2 separate regions of the Mus musculus genome follow, and region 2 is linked to region 1. Evidence: chromatin contacts called from ENCODE Hi-C or POLR2A ChIA-PET data. All regions are on one chromosome and are shown on one strand. The core of a region is the stretch at or near the end of the contact, and the rest is flanking DNA. Distances in the headings are between cores, read along the strand shown.

Region 1 (5,580 bases), core at 2,192-4,691:
CCAAGAAGACTGGAATTGTCTCCACCCTGCTCAGTTTTCCTCATGACGTCAGTTAGCATGCACTGCATACCTACAACGCACCTGGCCTGGTGTGTACAATGCTATCCCTTACCGGAGCCCGTCTCTCTAGAATAAACCAGGGAGAGACATATCCACGCACAGACTCAATGCTGGAAGGGCATCGGAAAACCGCAGGACATTCTAGCAGGGGCTGGTGTGAAGGAGAGTAATGGTAGACATGTTCTATCTACACTTTTGTGCTTTCCAGGTGTCAAAAGAACATTTTACCCTTCTGTAAGTGGGAGACGTCATAATCAATGACGTCTTTCATTTAAAAAGAAAAATCGAACCTTCCATGATCGTGACTCCTCCACATGTTTGTATTGCATTTTGTTTAGCCTGTCTTGGCAGTCTCCCAGGAACGCCTTGGGCTCCTTGTGGGAAGCTGCTGCTGTCTTGGTGTTTGTCTGTGTGTGTGATATTGAGACTTGAACACAGGGCCTCATCTATACCAGGCAAGTGCTTTCCCGCTGAGCTACAGCCAGCCCTTTGTTCGTTTTGAGACAGGGTCTCCCTAAGTTCCTCAGGCTGGCCTTACAGTCGCGATTGTCCACCCTCAGCCTCTGAGCTGCGATTACTAGGCCCGTACCACCAGTGCTGCCTAGATCTATTGTCTCAGCTGCAGAGGAACAACAGCTCAGGGCAAAGGCAGCTTTTATCCCCGAGCCGCACAGTTAGCTGCTGCCACCCGCTTAGCCACAGGACAGTGCTGGGACCACAGGTATGATCCTCCCAAGCCCCAGAGAATCCTCAGTCAACCCATGTTGCAAATCCTGATGACTAGGTTGCTGCCCAGTTGTCACAAAAGTCTCTTGATGATCAGCCAGGGACGTGCCCAGTGACAGACACACCTTTGTTTGTTTCATGTGAGGCTATCTGGCCTCCAGTCACTCAGCAATGTCCCTACAGCTACCTGTAATGAACTTTTGATCCTTGCCCTCTGAACTCTTTGGGAAGGGACTGTATTGTCTGTATTTAACTGAGTGTTTCTTCAACATTCAAGACAAGTTAGATTTGCCACCGGGATAACTGAATCTTCACCTTTTTTTTTTTTCTTCTTCTTGTTTTCCCAAGTTACTGAGCAGGCCAAGGGTTACTGCTGATGTCAGCATGACTTCTGCTCTTGACTTTGAAAGCTACGCTTTCTTGAATGGACACTAAGTCCCCAGGGAAAGTGGGATGGTGAGAAACAGACTGAACTTGACCTTTGACCCTGCTCAGGCTGAGGAGTCCAAGAAATCCTGGCTAACTCTCCAGCCTCTTGGGGCCCCTGTGCCTTGCCTCTGTCCTAGCTTCTGACACAAGAACAGAGGAACACGGTGAGGATGGAGGGGTGGTGGCATGTGAGGGGGACCTCACCAGCTCTGCACCAGCTGCACCGATGGGGTGCCCAGCACTCGGTCAGGAAGCAGGTTGATCTCTTTCATGATGTTGGCCAGGCGAACGGGCAGCTCCTGCCGGAGGAAAGTGAATGACGTCTTCTCGCAGGCATTGCTGGATCCTGAGGATGACAGAGGGGTCGGTCAATCAATAGCTGCAAACCATGGGGACAGTCACCCATGTGGAAACTGGGCAGGCTGAAATGACCATGGGACCTATCTGTGGCACACAGCAAGGTAGCCCTCCTAGCCTTGCGATGCTTGAGTTTTCCCCAGACATCCTACCACGTGGATGTCAATTTAGGAACAGAGTGTATCACCCACTGACCCTCAGTGAAAACCCTGTTTGTTAACCAGGGAAACAAGATGTTCCCGGGGCTGACTCTGAACTGTTCTGGCGTGATTCACCTCACTTTCCTTTCCATCTCTCTAGGTGGGCACTCATCACAGGGGGCTAGCCCAGGGTGCAGAGGCACCTAAGAAATCCTTTTCTCCATGGGGTGCTAGGACTAGGTTCCCAGGACTGTAGGAACTCAGCATTATCCCTGAGGCAGGCCATCTCATCTAGGCTGAGGAGACAGATGAATGCCAATGTAGAATTGGCCATGTTAATGACCATCTGTGAGGCAAATGGGGACCTTGGTCCAGGGTCAAGATTAACAGGCAGTAGAGGAATGAGCTGTGTCAGCTAGAGACAGGAGACCTAGGATCAACAGCAGGCGATGCTTCTGTAACTTACTGTATATCATCAGCAGTTTTCCCCAGATAGGTGGACCGAACTACGGCCAAGTCCCTTCTAGCTGTGGCATTCATTTGGCGGGGACTTGGAGTGGGCCCTGGAGGATTTCCTACACAAGCAAAGCTCACAACTCCAACTGAACAGGGAGTAACAAGGCATATCCTGGAAAACAGGTGCCCAAGTCCTGTCGGCCATCTTCCTGTCCTCCTGCCTGTGACACAGCCAACTCTTGAGAGACCTGGGTCCACTCCCTACACCAGCTGGCACCAGGGAATACCTTGCAGACAGATGGGGGCCACACAACGTCTCCATCCTCCACTCCGCAAAGCTTTCTCCTGCCCCAAAGCCACCTCCACCCTCAGAACACCGAGTGGGTGATCTTCAGAAACCCAGGGGTAGCCATAGGAGGGTGAAAGCCACCTGACTACCTCATGGTAAGTTGGGCTCTGCCCAGCTAGGAACCGCTGCCAGGTCAGAACAGATTTGATCTTCAAGTGTCCTTGCCCAGTGGGCAGCTGCAGTGGGTGGAGGCTCACCAGTCAGGGGAGTTCCCCTGTTAGCACCTCCTACTTCAAGGGGCCCCCTTCCCACCTGCCCTGGCTTTTCTCCCTTGCTCTGTTCAGAAGTACCCCGCCCTTCGTGCACAGCACAGGTCTTCCAGATGGCTGAATCTCCTTAGCACTCCAACAGCACGTCTCCTGTTTACTCTTGGCTGCCCACTCTCAGTGGCCGGGATCTCCCACTAACTCTATCATGTCTGGATAGGGTCCTATGCCCTCACTGTCTCTTACTCTCCACGATCCCTCGCAACGCTTTCTCCGCGCCCCCATTCTTAGTTAACTGTGAAGGGGGCACTCTTAACTCTTTGTGGGCAGCCAGGTTGGCCTCGCCGTTTACCCATTCCTGTCCATACTCTTCCAAGCCAACCCTCCTACCACCCAGGACCTCTTCCTCCGATGTTAACCTCTCATTGCCAGGGTCTCCTTCCCCGCGCCCACAGCCCCCGGTGCCCGCCTACGCCGACTCCGTACCGAAGTCTAGAAACTGCTTCATGGACAACGGGGACGGGGAGAACTTGCTGAAGTGCTCGATGTACTTGGGTGCCCCTGCCAGGGACGCATTCTTCAACAGCGCCCGGACCCAGCGCATGGCGACGGCGCCTGCGGCTCGGGCTTGGATCTCGCTGCTGTCCCGGGGCTGGAGGCGCTGGCACCGGCCGTCAGCTCGGCCCAGCTTAGCCGGGAGACGGGCTTCGGCCGCCTCCTCCCTACCCTTGCCCTGGCGATGCCTCCAACGCCTAGCCAATCGGCTTGTCCCGGCGCCCCGACGTCGCCAATGGGCGCGCACAAACAACTCTGGGAGAACCAATAGCCTTGCGCTTCGACACGTGGCTCTCCTCGAGGCCCACCTCCTTAACCGTGAAGGTGCTGGAGACGGCCTGTTGTTTTCCTGGGCTGTGCTCAAGTCCCGCCTCCTGTCGCCAACTACACTTCTTGGGGGCCAGCCCCGAGTTAACCCTTTCTTCCCCAGAGTCCCGCTAACCCTTCGTTTGACGTTCTACTTTCCCTGGTTCTTTCCCCTGTCTCCTTCTTTAAAACCTCCCTTCCCTGCCCTGTCCCTTTCCTAAAGGCACCTGTTTGACCTGACAACCTGCTTACCTGCTCTGCTATAGGGGCTCACAGTGGTTTCTCACTCCTATGATGGACCCAGAATGAACACTTGCAAAATCCGAAACCAGTATGCGAGCTTATACTAAGCTATCCTATATGCGTGCAACCCGCTGACTTCCATAAATATCCAAAAAGCCCAAGAAAAGGTCTCTCTCTCTCTCTCTCTCTCTCTTTCGAAAAAGATCCGATATCAGGGTGGGAATGTAGCTCAGAAGGCATGGCACTTGCTCAGTATGCATGAAGCCCTGTATTGATCTCTGGTACTTGGAAAACAACAACAAAAACAGCCAGAGCCAAACCCCCTTAGGACTGGCAGAGGCGGGAGCAGGAGCTATGGTCAGTGCTAATTTTAGTTAAGTTCCATTTTATTATTACCTCGCTCATTTGACTGAGCATAAAACCTTGCGCGTCTTGCACAACCACCTAAGAAGGTAACCTTCTGTGCACCTAACCCGAGACGAGCAACTGTCTGTGCCGCTGGCTTCCTTATTGCGAGTCCCCAGGAGCTAAGGCATCTTAGTGGTTAGCGGCTTGGGAGCCCAGCCCAGTCTTCCTAGCAGTTCCCTGCCTCTTCCCTGAGAAATGTCATGCGCCCTCTTTTGGTAAAACTTGGTATGTGCCCCACTCTCTGGGCCTTCCTAGGTTCATTACTATTGATTATCCAGTGGTTTCCCGGCCTTTACTATGGCCCTGTGAAGCACAGACAGGATTGAGGTTTGGCCTTTAGGAAGTCCTGGTGCTCCTCTTGGAGGCTGAGGCAGGAGGAGATCTGTCCAAGGCCCACCTGAGGCAGTGTGAGTTTAAGTCCAGCCTGGGTAATTTAGTAAGATCTTTTCTCCAAAAGGTAGAGAAGGTGGGTTTGAGCTGGTAGTAACTCAGTAATAGAGTGTTTTCCTAGAATATGCAAGACTATGGGTTTGATCCTCAACCCCCCCACCCCACACACACACACACTGCAAGTTATAACAGTTTAACTGTAGCCAACACAAAACAAGAGTTCACCTTGGAAAGCGTAATGCTGTGGGCCAGGCACTGCTTGCTGGATTATTATATCGTTTCCTCCATTTTATAGGCAGGAAAACAGAATTAGCAAGCATTCTCAACTACAAATCTGGCCTGGTTGGTTCCAACACACAGAGCCTTTTCACTTGAAAAAAAAAAAAGTATCGGTGTATACCTTTAATCCCAGGCAGAGGCAGGAGGATCTCAGAGTCTAAGGCCAGTCTGGTCTACAGAATGAGTTCCAGGACAGCCAGGGCTACACAGAGAAACCCTGTCTTTAAAAAAAAAAACAAAAAACAAAACAAAAAAAAACCCAAAAAAAATTTTTTAAAGGATCTATTTATAATCTGTATGTGTGTGCACCCAAGTGAGTTTTTGCATACCACAGCACATAGGTGTCTGTGGGGCTGGAGGGCATCTGCTTGCCTGGAATTGGAGTTACAGGCGGTTACGAAGCTGGTGTAGATGCTGGGAACGCAGCCCAGGGCCTGTGCAAAAGCACACACAGTAAGTACTCTTAACTGCTGAGCCATTTCTCCTGGTCCACCTTTCCACCTCTTACTGGAGCCTTTCCAGTTATCCCAGTATCCACTTTGGCTCCATTCCTTAGCTTCATCTTTTCAGATTGCCAGGCTCAACAACTCCCAACTCCATCTACCTGCCGCCTTGCCCCAGCCTCTAATCTTTAAACCACTGACAATGCTATCTCTTTTTACTTGGAGAGGTGGTG
Region 2 (5,580 bases), core at 1,076-3,575, 35 kb after region 1:
ACCATTCTAGACACACTATCACACTAAAATATTACTAACTCTGAGAAGATGTGTTCTCCAGAGCTGGGGAAACTAAAGCTCAGGTGTTGGAACCAGAGCCGAGACACAGCAGAGGAACTGGAACACTCAGCTTTTCTCGCTACAATGTCAGGTGCCTCTCACAGGTCAGCAGAGATAAGAGGGAACACACAGATCCAGGTATAAGCTCATCCCGGGGGGAAACCGGCCCCGGAGAAAGTAATATCATATCGTCCTCAAGGTCACAGAATAGAGCGGGAGATGTTGCAGAATCTCTTCTAGTGTGTTAGTTCCGGCCATGCACATTCAACAACAGAACATCTGAGAACTCTGGACTGGGCTGGGGGGAGGCAACAGCACTGCTGTAGCAACTAACTATTATCAGAGGGCCTCAGAAAGGTAGAAGGTTAAATCTGCCCAGCCAGGACAGGAAGGGTGTGGTGGATCCACCTTCTTCTGCAGGGGCCAGGTAGGGTAGAGACTAAGTCCAGGTGGGCAGTACGGACAAGGGCTGGGCCAGCAGGACAGAGGCAAAGACTGACGTTGAGTTGGACTTTGAACATTCCAAACTTCCTCAAGTTTCTACAGGCCCCAGTCAGAGCAGGGAGAGGTTTCAACACTTTTTACCTTGACTGTGTCTTCTGATTTAGGAACTGTCAGAGGCCGGGCAGGAGTAAATGCCTGGCAGACCACCCAGCTCAAAAAGGTAGGAGGGGCTTATATGATGGATCATCACTGTCCCTCCTGGGCAGTTTCACCACCTCTGGTCACCCTCTTCCCTCAGCTAGCCAACCTAAGCACACAGAACCTATGCAGAGAAACCTCAGACACCTGGACATGACCCGTTGGGCATGAGTGTGCTCAGGGAGGGGCAGGTGGCTGGATGCAATCTCCTCCCCTCCTCCACTCTGCTGGGCTCTTCCCGCTTCTTGCAGCTGTTGCAAAGAGCAGAAGAAAAGAGAAAACACCATTCCCCTCTTCAAACCAAAACAAACACACTCAGGGCTGCTGATTCAACATGAATCTGTGGAATGCAGGGAGATGTCTGGTGGGAGTACCCCCACTGCTTCCGGGTGGGCTCTGGCCTCAGAGTAGAAGACAGCGCCTCCTCTGTCTTCTACTGTCCGTTCCTCTAGGGGCAAGAGGAAGTCTCTGGACAGCTCCGAATGCCCAGCCTCTTCATCACCTCACTCTGCAATGCCAAGCCCTTGAGAAGTGTGGTCCAGCCTGGTTCTGCAGAGGGCGTGGCTGCTCTGGCCACAGGCTAAATGAGAGGGCTAATAGGGATTTGAACGCATATATTCTCGGTTCTCTTCAAGGAGGAGGGGAAGAGCGATGTAATAGGTGTTTAATATACAGAGTTCTCCTAGCCCGGGAAAGAAGCTAATGTTAGGTACTGGATTCTCAGGGTGCTGGGCAACAAAGACCCTACTTCCGAAGATGTCTGAAATGTGGAGCGGTCGCGTCTAGACAGGTTCTGGCCAGGTCAGCACTTGCCATGATTACTGCCCCCCTCCCCCCACCCCCTTCCTCCACTTGCCGCCAAGCCCCACAATCGGAGAACTGCCGTCTTACCCGCCCTCTTAATCCTGGCTCACAAGGAAAGGCCAGCAGCAGCAGGCCTGGAAGTCAGCGGGCCCAGGGCTCCAGTTTAGCTTAGGTCAGGTATCCGCGCACATACCCCTCTCTCTGCACCCCACCTCACCGCCGCCAGGCTGACTTACAGGTAGCGCTGTTGTCGCTCAGTCTGCCGATGGAGGGCGACCGAGTAGCCGAAGAGGCTACCGGGGTTCACCGCCTCCTTCACCACCAGGAATCGGGTGTCCAGGTTGAAGGCGAAGGCGACCCGGCCGCAAGCCGCCACCATCAAGGCCAGAGCGCGGAGCAGCCAGCCAGGGGCGCGGGGCACGCGGCAGGGGCCGGGGCCCATGGCTGCGGGCCGGGCCGTAAGGGGCCGGGCGAAATCGCTAGAGGGCTCAGCACCGGGAGTGATGAACGGTTCACCTGCTCCAGGCGCCACCAGAGGACACCCGAGCCCGCAGAGCCGCTGCACCGGTAGTCAGGCAATTTTTTACCCTAGTCCGGGTCACTTTCACGTCTGCTCCGGGTGCTTTTCCAATCCGTTTTCCAGATCCGTGGATCTACTCTCACGTTGGTTCGGTGGACGGGTCACCGTTCCGAGCTCCGAGCACCCCACACCCTAGATGGTCCCGGCCGCGCCCCCTTGGAGGTGTTAGCTCTTTGGACCTCGGCTAGGTGGAGGATTTAGAACGGCAAGCCCTCGATCACCAGGAGGGCAGGAGGGAGGGATCCTCCCCAGCGCGCCCCGCCTCCCCACCGCCCAGCCCCGCACCTCCCCACCTTGCGCGCCCAGTCCGGGCTCCGCTTTCCTTCCGGGGAAAGAGAAAAGGTCCCCGCTCGGCCGCCGCCTCTTAAAGGGGCAGCGCCGCCCCTCCCTCTCCATCTCTCCTATCGCGACTCCGCCCTCTCTCTCAGACACCTGTCGGGAACCCTTAAAGCCCGGATTTCCCCTTCCAGCGGAGAGCTTCTTCCTAGGAGCGTCGCCTTCGGTACAAGACGGATTGGACGGGCGGGGCCAGAGGTGGATTTGCTTGGCGCTTGCGGCGGCTGCTACTGGAAAGGCCGTTCAAGGCACCGCCAGCACCGCGATCCCCGCTGGACAAACCAGGCGTTGGCTCTTCGGAGAACGGTCGACTGTGTTCGGCTGCCTGGAATGCGGACCTCCGCAGTGATGTGAGTCCCTAAGAGGTGACTGCGGGTCTCCGGACTTAACTTCTTCGTGCTAAGTACACTCAATGTTATGTATGAAGGAGTATTTCTCCTGCCCACCCGCCTCCTCTCATCCTGTTCCCTGCTGGAAGCGGCTCCTCCGCAAAGCCAGACAGATATTTAGTGGTGGTGATGACAACCCATCAGAAATAATAATTAGCAAAGGGCAGCCTTTGTCTCGAAGCAGTGAATGGGACCTCAGCCCCCACAGGTGTGATGCTGGGTGGAGACAGGTGGGCTTGACTCAAAGATCTCACTATCCGAGGAAGAATTAGGGAACTCCAAGAGTGTATGGAATGTTGTTTTGGTCTAACTCAGATTTCCCCTAATGCAGAACAAGACTCATTTTCCCTGAGCATCGTTTTCTACATGTTTTTATAATTAAATAAGAACAGCACATGCAGCAGGCACTATGCTAACTGCTTTACAAATACTACTTTTTCAAGGCAATATACATGTATACAAGTATATATGTGTATACACACACATCTACACAACCACCAGTCTAAGGAAAAGGGAAAGCAGAAAATGAGCCCATCCAATGGGATTCTGCTCCGGTGTTTGAGGAACCAGCTCATTCTGTGTCTGATTCCCTATCTAGACATTGTGACCTTAGAAGGTACAATCATTTCCTCACAGCTGATCTTATCTCTTACACTCAAAGGTGCAGCCCTTAGAGACCAGGATGTCCTTTTGCTCATGACAATTACTGACAGTTTGTCGTTGCCACCACTATGTAAACCCAGGTCTGTACCTGTCTCTCTATTTACATATGGGAGCAGAGCTGTCTCTTCATCAGACACAGCCCTGGAGGGACCAGGGGGAGCAAGCAGCTTTCCCTGCATAAAGTAAGTTTGAGATCTTTGCAGCCCCATGTGGCCACATTGATGCAGGAGCAGCCCAGATGAGCCTGGAGTTAAATAGAAAGATGAGAAAGCAGAGGTGAGCCACCGGAAGGCGCGGGTCTACGATTATGAAATCCTTACACCAGTCATCAGGGAATTAGCTCTGCTTTTAAGATGAGAACACCAAGGCTCAAGGAAGTTACGCTATTCGGCTAAAGCCACAAAGCTAAGATTCTAATAGTGCGGTATCTAACCCCAGAACCCTTCTTAACCATTATGCTAATGATTAACCCTTAGGACAAATCAGATTTTGTTGAGACTTGGTGTGACCGGAGCCTCTCCTATGGGAGTGTCCTCTTCCATTACTTTCTACTTCCCTTTTGGCCTGGCAAATTCTAGATGCCCCGCCTAACTGGTTAAAATGGTAACTGCTAAACAATCTATCTTCCTTTAGCTTTGCAAATACCAGAAGATCTGATGACCTTTCTAGCCTTGTTCCTCTGTCTTTGCGTACAAACCAATGCATATTTACTACCCGGCTGTTTAGCTCCCGATAAGAAGCTTGTCTGCTTTAGGAATGGAACCGGTCCCAAGAGATAAAGTAGATTGTAGTGTTCTGGGCAGAGGGGGGAAAACAACAAACATACCAAAACCCCCAGAGATGTAAGCCATAGGCAGCAAAGACCACTCCCTCAGCCTATAGAACATGCTTCAGTCTGCATATGGAAGTCAGGACAACCTCATGGGCTAGGTGATTCTTCCACTTTTACATGCTTTCTGAGGTCAAACTCAGGTCATCAGCCTTGTACAGCAAGCACTTTATATGCTGAGGCATCTTGCCAGCCTGGTATGACTTCTGCCATGTAGCTCAGGCCAGCCTCAGAATATTGGCTACTGAGGAGCGAGCATCCTTAACCAGGTAAAGTTAGGAGCGTGGCTTTAGGATCTGCCCAGACTCCCACCTTGCTCCCATCCCCCAGCTACGGGCCTAGGCTGAGCAGTTTCCTGTCTTCTCCATGGGGAAAGTGGGGGTTAACGTGCAGGCCTCTGAAGCTTGGCGTCGTCACATCTTACAAATCATTTAATGTCCAGACTCGCGTCATCTTTCTGGGTGCCCTCTGAAAGTCAGGACTGCCGACCTTGTTTGCCTCGTGAGGGAGCAGCACTTCAGGAGTATACCTGGATGTCCAAAGTCACACAGCTCATGGGAAGGGAGTAAGGCACAGCAGGGACTGTACCCACTGACCACAGCTGTGTCTTTAAGAGACAAACTCCAGGCAGATGTTGTTCAGACAGTCAGACATACCTAAACAAGAGCAGCTGCGATAACAGTTTTCTCTGTGGCATTTGAGAGCAGACGCTTGTCCCTGGCTGCCCTTGGAACACTATTAGTCTGAGCTATGACTTCCAGGGCCACTCAGTGTCTCTCATGGTTTGACTTGTGGGCTAGAGCTACCAAAGACATCTGGGGTCAAGGAACAGGAAGCTAGATGGAAGTTGAGCCATTGCGTTTGCCCTTCTGGATAGCTCCCTTGGTTCTTGGCCCTATTCCTAGAGGAGTGTTGATAGCCAGAGCCAGGAGGGCCAGGGTGGGCACTTGGTATAGGCAAGGTTCTGGCCCAAAATAGCTTTGAGTCATGTGATGATGACAGATGGGCTCCACGCCAGGCCTTATCTAGTAAACCATCCCAAACAGGAAGGACCAGCATGTCCGATCTGGGGACCAGGAGCAGGAAAGGGACGAGGGATGGCATTTCCAGTCTAAAGGAGTGTCCAGAGGGAATGTGGGAGCAAGAGCAGAGAGAGCCATAGAAGACAGACCTACCTGAGGAATGTGGGAAGTGTCAGGCAGACCTATGGGGGATGGACTGGGGTGGAGGGAGACATGGGCTGCCTAAGTCAAGGCTGGAGATCTGGAGCAAGAACT

Evidence for each region. Hi-C counts contacts between places; a loop is a spot of excess contacts on that map. ChIA-PET counts read pairs that join two places held with the same protein, here RNA polymerase II (POLR2A).
Region 2: POLR2A ChIA-PET joins it to region 1 with 15 read pairs in Patski. The contact joins the promoter of Itga3 here to the promoter of Pdk2 in region 1. A Hi-C loop is called at or near these places in 4 of 37 maps with a recorded cell type or tissue (gastrocnemius and heart). POLR2A ChIA-PET finds 5 or more read pairs at or near these places in 3 of 5 experiments (Patski and embryonic stem cell).

What each region holds. Positions count from the first base shown.
Region 1 is chr11:95,037,930-95,043,509 of GRCm38, forward strand. Pdk2 (pyruvate dehydrogenase kinase, isoenzyme 2) reads right to left here and starts at 3,442. Exons shown (of 11, transcript NM_133667.2): 1 at 3,210-3,442; 2 at 1,420-1,561. The coding sequence starts at 3,327. Gm11513 (a long non-coding RNA gene) reads left to right here. Exons shown (of 3, transcript XR_003949596.1): 3 at 1-354.
Region 2 is chr11:95,074,389-95,079,968 of GRCm38, forward strand. It overlaps Itga3 (integrin alpha 3), which reads right to left and starts at 2,326. Exons shown (of 26, transcript NM_013565.3): 1 at 1,743-2,326. The coding sequence starts at 1,948.